2 separate regions of the Homo sapiens genome follow, and region 2 is linked to region 1. A link is a loop called in an ENCODE intact Hi-C map of the cell type or tissue named here. Cell type or tissue: heart left ventricle. All regions are shown on one strand. Each heading gives the region's core, and the rest is flanking DNA. Links, peaks and the distances in the headings are about the cores only.

Region 1 (5,386 bases), core at 244-5,243:
CAGGCTGGAGTGCAGTGACACAGTCTCAGCTCACTGCAACCTCCGACTCCCAGATTCAAGTGATTCTTGTGCTTCGGCCTCCTGAGTAGCTGGGACTACAGGCACATACCACCAGGCCTGGCTAATTTTTGTATTTTAGTAGAGACGGGGGTTCCACCGCGTTGCCCAGGCTGGTCTCGAACTCCTGGCCTCAAGTGATCCACCTGCCTCAGGCTCCCAAAGTGCTAGGATTACAGGCCTGAGCCACCGTGCCCAGCCAGAACTTCTTATTCCTTGACCTCACCATGATTCCTCACCTCCTAGTGTTGGCATACCTGGTTTTCTGTATATGGAACACTCTTATCTCCTTCATCACTGGCTTACTCCTGTCATCCTCAGGGCCCCATTTATAGCTCAACTCCCACTTCCATTCTCAGGGCTGGGTAATTTGCCCTTCCTGTGAACTCCTGTTGCTCCTTATATGCAGCTGTCATAGCACTTTGCACCAGGTAGAGAGTAAAAGAGGTAAAAGGACAAGAGATTTCTGTTTTCTTAAGGAAAGGGGAAGCCAGAAAACAGAGGTAATCACTGTAGACTAATTTGACAGTAAAATATGGAAGACAGGATGATTTTGTTGAATATTTTTATAATGGGAGAGATCTGAAAATATTTGAAAGCAAAAGAGACAACTTTTAGGCAGGAAGAGTTTGGAATAAACAGAGGAAGAAGAATTAGGAGAAAATAAAAGAAAGATTGAGAACCAGACTATAGAGATCGGGATGCTCTCTTTGGTACTACAAGGAGGATTGGTATGGAGTGATGAAGCAAAAGGTTTTGTAATCCAAAACATGCCAAGGCTCTGCATGAAATATGAGTTTGGGGTTTGTGTATTTGGATAGGGGTTTTGGAACCTCAAGGAGAGGTTTATATGTCTTTTAAGAATACCTAATACTGTGTTATCAGTTTGCCAGTATACATGAATAGAACCCTTGGCAATGAACTAATGAACCCCACCAGGAAGGAAAAGAAAAGAGTATGTATTTGAAGAGATTATATTCCCAAACCTCTACGTGTCAGATTACTACAGTTAGCCTAAACAAACAGTAGATTAATGGGCATAATTTCCATAACGTCCTCATTTTATGATCTTCAGAGAAATGATGGCTTAGTGTTGACCCTTTGTACAAAGATAATTATTCTTACTGAATAAAGATAATTACATTTCTAAAACCGGTAGGCAGATGGCTCTCAAAAGGGACATTAATGAAAGGAAAAAAAAAGCAGACCAAAATTTAGAAAATGTCTTATTTTAATAAGATTCTAAATGCTATGGATGATTTTAGCTAAGTTGAGAAAATTTTACTGAAAGCATCTCATCCTAAAATGTGAGTGAAAGACAAATTAATGATAAATTTAAGGTACCTTCATTCATATCAGTAGGAAACTGACCTAAAATGTGATCAAAGCAAATTAAACATTTTTACTTGTTATGAAAATTTGTTGAAATGAAGCCAGTGATGTCATAAAGACATACAAACAAAAAGTCTCTAAAACTTAAGGAAAAAAATCAAGGGGGGCCAGGTGCAGTGGCTCACGCCTGTAATCCCACCATTTTGGGAGGCCGAGATGGGTGAATCACTTGAGGTCAGGAGTTCGAGACCAGCCTGGCCAACATGGTGAAACCCCATCTCTATTAAAAATACAAAAATTAGCCAGGCGTGGCGGCGGGTGCCTGTAATCCCAGCTACTCAGGAGGCTGAGGCACAAGAATCACTTGAACCTGGGAGGCGGAGGTTGCAGCGAGCTGAGATTGTACCACTGCACTCCAGCCTGGGCGATAGAGCGAGACTCCGTCTCAAAAACAAACAAAACAAAACAACAACAACAACAACAACAAAATCAAGGGACAAAGTGTATGTTTCTAGCATTGTTGGGGCAAATATGAACCCTGTAATTGAGGAACATGAACATTCCGTCCCATAGAAAACAAGCAAAAAGAAAAAAAAAGAGAGAGAGCTCACTAGGTTGTCTCATATGAAATAAAATTTCTCAGCAACCAAACTATTTGAGAACAATGTTAAGAAGTGTTGTTCACTGTCTCAAAGATTCTTAATTCTTGCATAATACAAATATCCAGTGGGTAAAATAATCTAGATTCCACTGTAAATTTTAAAACTGCCTTTCAAAACTGCATCAGTACTGTATTGATTTAGATAGCATTGGTCTGGCCCCCTCTGAGCAAGCTGGATATTCAAATATAGACATTCAATCTGAAAACAGATTCCTGCACTGCAGCCCAGCATGAGGTCTGATCTAAAGCACCTATGTCAATATTTAACAGCTCCATATACATGTCACAGCAAACCTGCATGCAGAAAGATATAACCAAGTACTATTTTTTTGCCATAAATTTATCCAAGGTTCAAACTGAAAGAACCAATTACACTGTCTCCAATATAATATAAGTATAGGCCAGGTCTCAACCTTAGTTGAGGGTACTCACGTTTGGGCTAAATAATTCTTGGTTTCAATGCACAAGGCTTTCCTATGAATTGTAAAGTGTTCAGCAGCTTCCCTGGCCTCTACCTATTAGATAGATGACAGTGGCATGCCTAAATTGTGGCAACAAAGAATGTCTCCAGACATGCCAAAATGTACCCTGTGGAACAAAAGTAATCCTAGTTGAGAACCACTGATCTAAGTTAAAAGTTGAGGCTACAGCATCAGGCTTCCTGGGTTTCAATCCTCACTCCACCTCTTGCCAGCTGTTACTTTATGCTTACAAATAAGTTACCTAACTTGCCTATACATCAGTTTCCACATCTGTACAATGCAGATTTTAATAGCACCTACTTCAAATGTATGTTGTGAAGATTAAACAAGTTGATATGTAAAGCCCTTAAATCAGTCCATGATATATAGTGATTAACACATTCGCATTCTTACTATAATTAGTATTTGATTTATATAACCATTCACTACTTGCAAAACTATTTCATAAACATATTCTCTTATTTGATCCTTATAGCCACTTTGTGTGTTGGCATATGAGGGAAGGTTGAGGTTGTTATGTGCTCTGAAGGTCTATGTTGGGTAATGTGTGCTTTTTTAAAAAATATCTATTTTCTAGTTAAGGAAACTGTAGCATAGAGAAAATAAATAGGATTGCTAGAAATCACACACACGTAACATACAATTTACCATTTTAACTATTTTGTAATGTACAGATCAGTAGCATTAAGCACATTCACATTGTTGTATAACCATCACCACCATTCACCTGCGGAGCTTTCATCATCCTAACTGAAACTCCATACTCATTAAACAATAATTCCCCATTCCTTTTCTCCTCATCCCCTAGTAACCACCTTACTGCTTTCTGTCTCTCTCTGTGTATTTGACTACTCTAGGTACCTCATATAAATGGAGTCATACAATATTTATACTTTTGCATCTGGCTTATTTCACTTAGCATAATGTCATTAAGGTTCATCTATCTAGTAGTATGTGTCAGAATTTCCTTCCTTTCTAAGGCTGAGTAATATTCCATTGCATGTATATATCATATTTTGTTTATCTGTTGATGAACACTGGGGTTGTTCCCACTTCTTGGCTATTGGAAGTTGCTATAGGCTGCATGTGTTCCTTCAAAATTCATATTATGAAATCCTATCTCCCAGTGTGATGGTTTTAGGAAGTGAGACCTTTGGGAGGTGATTAGGTCATGAGAGCTCTGCCATGGGAATAATTGCCCTTATACAAGAGAACACGGAGGGTTTCCTTCCTCCTTCTGCCACTTGAGGTGACAGTGAAATGACAGCCATCTATCAACCAGGAAGCCAGCTCTTACCAGACAAAGAATATGCCAGCGCCTTGATCTTGGACTTCTTGTGAGAAATAAGTTTCTGGAATTTATAAACCACCTGGTCAATGGTAATTTGTTACAGCAGCAGACAAAGACAGAAGCCACCCCACTTTAAAGTTGAGATTCCCGACTCCTGGTCTAATGCTCTTTCCAGTATTATCACAAAGGGAACTGATGGTTCTGTATCCTAAAATCTCCCCCAAACTCAAGAGATTTTCAGGGAAATGGTCATCATGTGTAAAATAATTAGCCAGTTGAAATATTGATGCTGAGCTTTTGTGAATAAATGAATCAAATAGCTAAGCTGGGTTCATTCAGACTTTATCTAAGTTTCTTTAAGCTTATCTCTACATTCTCCTTTTTCATATTGAAAAAAGGTAACAATTTCCAGAAAGATACCAACAGATCATTAGCTGATGCAGTATCTCCAGAATTCTTTTTCTTTTTTTTTTAGACCAGGCCTTGTTCTGTTGCTTAGGCTGGAGCGCAGTGGCACAATCACAGCTCACTGCACCACGAACTCATGGACTGAAGCAATCCTCCTGCCTCAGCCTCCTGGGTAGCTGGGACTACAGACACATGCCACCATATCCAGCTAATTTTTTTCTATAGTTTTTTTTTTTTTTTTTGAGACAGGGTCTTACTATGTTGCCCAGACTGGTCTCGAACTCCTGGGCTCAAGCAATCCTCTGCCTCAGCCTCCCAAAGTGCTGGGATTACAGATGTGAGCCACTGCACCTGGCCCCTAGAATTGTTTCTAGAGGTGAAACTTCAAGGTGAAATATAGTACATAACTGCTTTTCAGATAAACAAGTCCAGAGAGCACACTCTCTTGTGCTCTTGGCATCACTTGGCATCACTTCATATTTGAGGTGTTTCAAACCCATTAGAACACGTGAACAAGGCCTGCTTCCAAAGCTGGCTTCCATCTGGTAGTCCCATTAACAACTGGGCACACCCCTTCCCTAGAGCTCTGTGTAGACAGTACCTCCTCCCTAGGACTACACAAGGACTGAACCAGAAGGAAGAGGACAGAGCAAAGCCATGAACATCATCCTAGAAATCCTTCTGCTTCTGATCACCATCATCTACTCCTACTTGGAGTCGTTGGTGAAGTTTTTCATTCCTCAGAGGAGAAAATCTGTGGCTGGGGAGATTGTTCTCATTACTGGAGCTGGGCATGGAATAGGCAGGCAGACTACTTATGAATTTGCAAAACGACAGAGCATATTGGTTCTGTGGGATATTAATAAGGTAATGTATACATCTTCCAACTTTTTAAAGTCACAGAGTAAGATATGTATTTTAAGAATTATTTGACTTACCATCTACTTATCTTTGTATTTTTGTTTTTCAAAGTTTGATAAATTCCCTGGTCCCTTAGTCTGTATATGTGTCAGGTTAGTTAGATGAAGGGAATGTAATTAAGAACTAAGCAGCGATTTTTATGACATGGTGTGCAGGTTGATAGAAAGACTCAGGAGCCAGTCTCCTTCCAAGCTGCTAAATGAGGCAAGTCACATATTATCTCTCAGCCTGTTT
Region 2 (5,386 bases), core at 143-5,142, 54 kb after region 1:
ATCACTTGAGCCCAGGACTTTGAGACCAGCCTGGGCAACAAACAGAGTGAGACGCCTCATCTCTACAAAAAATAAACAAAATTAGCCAGGTGTGGTGGTGCGCACCTGAGGTCCTACCTACTCTGGAGGCTGAGGTGGGAGGATCGCTTGAGCCTGGGAGGTAGAGGCTGCAGTGAGCCGAGATTGTACCACCGAAGTTAAGCCTAGGTGACAGAGCAAGATCCTGTCTCAAAAAAACAAACAAATGAAAAGACTTATAATGCTTAGGGCCCTTCTCTTTTGTCTCCCTTAGAGTAAAGCCCTTCACAATCTGATCCGTTGTTAACTCTCTGACCTCATCTCTTATTAGTCTCACATTTGTTCAATTCCAGCAGAGCCTAGAGATCACAGGTTTTAGAGAAGCAGCTGTGAAATAAGGCTGGGATGCATGTATCATTATAATTCTCTAGCCAAGTGAGACCGAATCCACAGCAGGAAAAGAAGGAAAAAGAAGTCTGAAGCATTTCAGTGTCCGAAAGGATTCTTTTGAAAGGACATAAAGGTGTATAGGGAGTAGCTGGGATTACAGGTGCGCCACCACGCCCAGCTAATTTTTGTATTTTTAGTAGAGACGGGGTTTCACCATGTTGGCCAGGCTGGTCTCGAACTCCTGACCTCAAGTGTTCCACCCACCTCGGCCTCCTAAAGTGCTGGGATTACAGGCATGAGCCACCGCGCCCAGCCTGTTTACTTATTTTGTGGTTCTCTCCTTTCCATGAGAATGTAAGCTCCAAGAGAACAAGCACCCTCCTATTTACCACTGTATCCACAGCACCTGATACAGTGCCTGACTGCCATTTGACACATATTTCTTGAGTAAATGCAGCAAGATAGTTGTGTGGTGTAAGCCACTATAACGTGAATGATAAAATGCTATTCTATTAGTAACACTAATAACTTAAATAGCACTAATCACTGCAACAGGTAACTCCCTAGATCCTGGTGGTTACAGAATAACATTTTATCATTCACATGAAGTCTGAAACCTTCAACATGGCCATTCAGGGAATTATGCTACTTCCCTATGTCCTCTGGATTCAGGTAGCAGAAGGGAAAAAGGAATGGAGGATCACACATGGAGGCTTTTGTGCTAAGCTTAGAAGTATATAACTTCCTCTTGCACTCTTGGGAACTCGGGCACTTCTGATTTTTGTGTACCTAGGAAGACAAGTGTTCTATTCACTATTGTGCCAACTAATCACCCCAAAATTTAGTGGCTTAAAACAATCATAATTTGTCTGTCACGGTTTCTGTGGGCCAGGAATTTGGAGAGGGCTCAACTGAGCTTTTCTGGCTCATGGTTTCTCATGGATTTGCACAATGACAGAAGCTGCATGGGTCTGGAGCCTGTGGGGACTAGAGCATCTGAGTGCTGCTGGATGGCTCTCCTCACGTAGACTTAGGGGCTTCCCTCCCAGGGGCTAGTTTGACCTTCCTCACAATATAGCACCTCAGGGCAGTCACACTGCTTACGGAGTGACTTAGGAGTCCCACAAATGTTTCATCAAAGATAAAAGTTGTGTCACCTTTTTTTACCTACCCTGGGAAGTCATGTAGCATCATTTCTGCTGTATTCTACTGGCTGAAACTGTCCCCAAAGCCTGCTCACTTTCAAGGGAAGGAGATAGAGCCTCCATCTCTTGATAGATGGAAGCTAAAGCTATATTATAAGAAGAATATGCAGGATGGGTAATGTTCTGGTCTTCTCTGGAAAATACAATCTTCCACAAGGAGGAAAGAAATTAGTGATCAACTAGCTAGTTGCCACACAGAAAGTGCAATAAGTATTTGATGATGCATTTTTTGACCTCATAGAAATGTGGCAAGATTAACAATATGTTTGCAAATTAGTAAAGGTCTCCTTGCTTTAATTCAATTCTACAATATTAAATTGAGTTCTATAGCATCCCAGCCTTCCACTACCATAATACAGAGGAATACCAAAACCAAAACAAACTAAAAAACTAACTACCTTGTAGGAAATTACATTCTATAGAACACTTACCAGCTTACTCCTGAATTTAGCAGATTTGCTATAAGTTTGATGATATGAAAATTTATATCAAGAGGTATTTTACAGAGCTATTAAGAATTGTGGGAAATTTTGTCCATCAGTTCAAAGAAAAATAAGCAAACGGGGAAAAATGAGGCAATTATTACCTTTAAGAGAAACAGAAACTGTACAATAAACTAGAATTATGATGCATTATCTGCCTCAGTTATAAGCAAAACTTACATAATCATGACAATGAAAACAGTGAATATGGATTTAACCCAAATTGAAATAGAATTATACTGGAGGGGAGAAAAACAGGCAGAGGCTGTGGAAGGAAGCTAAAATCCTTACCTGTCATACTGGACGTGGTAGCAGGCAAGCGAACGCCCCCTCTCAGACCTCCAACTGCAGGGAGCAAAATAGACCAGCGAGCCCAGTTGCTGCACTCTGAAATTCAGTGCATTCATGCTGCCCGTGGGCTGCTTTCAGCCAATTACTGACAGTGAAACAGATGCTAAGTAAGGCCCATTCCCGGGGGTTGGGGATCCCTCCTATGGGTGACTGTGGTTCGAGGACTTTCTAATGGCCTTGCTGTCCTTTCCTTAGATGGTACTGTAGTCTAAGGTGATTCCCCATACCTTTTCTCCTGTCCCCTCTCTCCTGCACTGGGTAAGACCCACATGGCAGTCTGGGAACTCTCACAGTCTTCTCCCAGTTTCCTCTCCATGATCTCTACAGGCGTTTCTCCTGATACATTTTCCACCTTTGTGTCTGCCTTTTGGAGAATCTGGACTAACACAGAAGTCAACTGATAATATCTAAAATTGATGAATCAAAAGATGGCTGTATATGTGCTTTTTTCCTTGAAATATGCATGTAAATATCCAAAGACATGGCTAAGAGAGGTGAAATGGTGGAGGGCACATATATTTTAAAGTCTTTAGCACTACTTGACTTTTTAATATATATGCACATATTAATTATTTTTAAATAAATTGTTTAAAAAGTGAAAGACCACTGCCTTAGACATTGGCCGCTTTGGTTTATCGAGGGAAATCAAGTTTTATCTAAACTTTATCATCTGTATTCTAGCAGACAATCGGTCTACACAATGACTCCTTTCTTTTTCTTTTTGAGGATCAGTGGCAACAGCCTGATTCATTAAACTCCTTGCAGACAGCTCCTCCCAGAGGGAGCAAAATGATCTGCCATCTAAGCACCCACTCAGATGAAAGCATTACTGACAATGCCTTTGAGTTGTTGTTTCTATGTTTAATATACATAGAAGAAAAATTTTTAGAGATGCTGTTTTTTCCCTCCTCTTGTTTTCACTTCAGATAGACAAGCCCCTAGTATTACTTTGTCTTGGGAGATTTTTGCAAATGCTGCCATCACAAGTGGTTTAAATTCTCAAAAATTTCACAAGAACTTTCAAACAAAATCTAGGAGGGTACCTTTTCATACTTATAACAAATGTCTTATATGCTAGGACAGCTTACTGAGACATTACATTTTAATATCTTAAAATGAAAATAATACTAATCACCTAGTTCATGATAGTTGAAGAGTATTTTCTATGCTATGCTCATATCTTTATGAAAAAGCAACCTAATCCTAAATCCTTTGAATTTTTCATTTAAAATGTAGTGGGCAATTCTTGTAAATTGATATATTAAAACATAAACTTACCACCATTCCTCTCATAACTCCTCTAAAATATTAATGAAGCAAACTTTAAAAGGTATAAAGTCATAGGATTGAAAAAAAGGCTATAGCAGAGTGATTGCAGAAGAGCCAGAGAGAAAGAGAGAGAGAGAGAGAAGCTGATAGCTTACTTGATACATAGGTATAACTTAAGGAGAGGTTTACCCTGCTATCAAGACTTATGAATGGGCTGGGTGCCATGGCTCATGCCTGTAATCCCAGCACTTTGGGAGGCCAAGGTGGGAGGATCAAGGCCAGGAGTTTGAGATCAGCCTGGGCAACATAAAGAGACCTCATCTCTACAAAAATTAAAAATAATTTAAAAATATTAGCCAGGTGTGATAGAATGTACCTGTAGTCCCAGCTACGTGGGATGGTGAGGCAGGAGGATTGCTTGAACCCAGGAGTTAAAGGCTGCAGTGAGCTATGATCATACCACTGCACTCCAGCCTTGGCAACAGAGAGAGAAAGAAAAGAAAAAAAGAGTTATGAATGAATAAAGAATCAGCAGATCAAAAAGAATAAGCTTTTAAAAAGACCATTAACTCGGGAAAAAAATGTACAGAAAAGAAAATATAGGATGATATATGTCTCACTTGTAAATAATGCTTATATAGTCATAAAATGTAAACTGTGAGTGTTTATTAAGTAAAAAAATCCTGTAGCTATATTGGGAGGATAGAGGGTAGAAGATGGCAAGTTTGGAGTGGAGCCTTTGGAAGTGCAAGATGGTTAAGTTACAGGAAGCAATGTGGAATACATAAAATTCAAAAAAATAAGAAATAGTATGAACATGTTATTAGACATTCGGAAATAAATACCTGAAGACCCAGTTGAAGCAAGTAAATGTTTATTCTGAGAAGAATGATGGTGGGGATGAATGTGGCAGGGGATACTGGTTTTCATTAAAAAGCCTTGTTAAACATTTATGATTTTTTCATCTGAGTTTATGTATTTCTCTGATAAAAGTTTAAACTATAAAAAGATAGATGCTTAGAAATTGATACTACTTAGTGCACTTGTCAAATATAAAATATAAAGGTATAAAAAGAATTGCTCACCACATCTGTTTTATTCAACAAAGACAAAGGAAGAGGAGGGGCAGGAGGGGGGGGAGAAGGGGACTGTTCTCGTTAGTGCGGGCACCCTTCTCAATCTGAATCTGAAGGAGGAAGAAAGAAATAAGTCACCCATGAAAATAAGTACTAGTCCATGACCCTGGAACAAAAAGAAATCAGGAAGGGTCTAAAGCGATTTAGGCGGTGAGTCTACAGTCAATCATTAAATAGGCCGAAAGTTCTGATCTGCCCCCTGTTCACCATTTCTCACTTTTTTGAAAGTCATGTTTGGAAGGCAACTCTTGAGTCCTGTGGCAGTAGGATCCTAGTCATATTATTTTTCCTTCCTAGGAAGTAATATAAAATTCAGTGTCAAAGGAAGTAAAAGGAAACAATGTTAAATATTTGTCAAGTATTGAAAACAGAGAGTGTGTGTGTGTGTGCAAGTACTAAACAGAATGTCTTTGATGTAGTCATTTTTATTATATTATTATATAAACCTTGGGCAAATGTGAAGTCCCATCTGGGATAGATTTAATACCAGACCAGGAAAATAGCTCAATAAATTCCCTAAGCATTTGGAAGAAAA

What was found. Peaks named below come from ENCODE experiments on the same cell type or tissue, not always from the same donor. Only the 100,000 strongest peaks of a DNase experiment are listed, where the experiment ranks them.
Region 2: it touches region 1 in a loop (2.0-fold over the local background); 2 of 110 quality-filtered maps call a loop at or near these places.

What each region holds. Positions count from the first base shown.
Region 1 is chr4:87,322,344-87,327,729 of GRCh38, reverse strand. HSD17B13 (hydroxysteroid 17-beta dehydrogenase 13) reads left to right here and starts at 4,848. Exons shown (of 7, transcript NM_178135.5): 1 at 4,848-5,098. The coding sequence starts at 4,889. In heart left ventricle, for the core only: no CTCF peak of the experiment used is centred there; no DNase peak of the experiment used is centred there.
Region 2 is chr4:87,268,179-87,273,564 of GRCh38, reverse strand. No RefSeq gene overlaps it. Among named protein-coding and RNA genes, the nearest start is that of MIR5705, 30 kb to the left of the region's middle. In heart left ventricle, for the core only: a CTCF peak has its summit at 3,217; no DNase peak of the experiment used is centred there.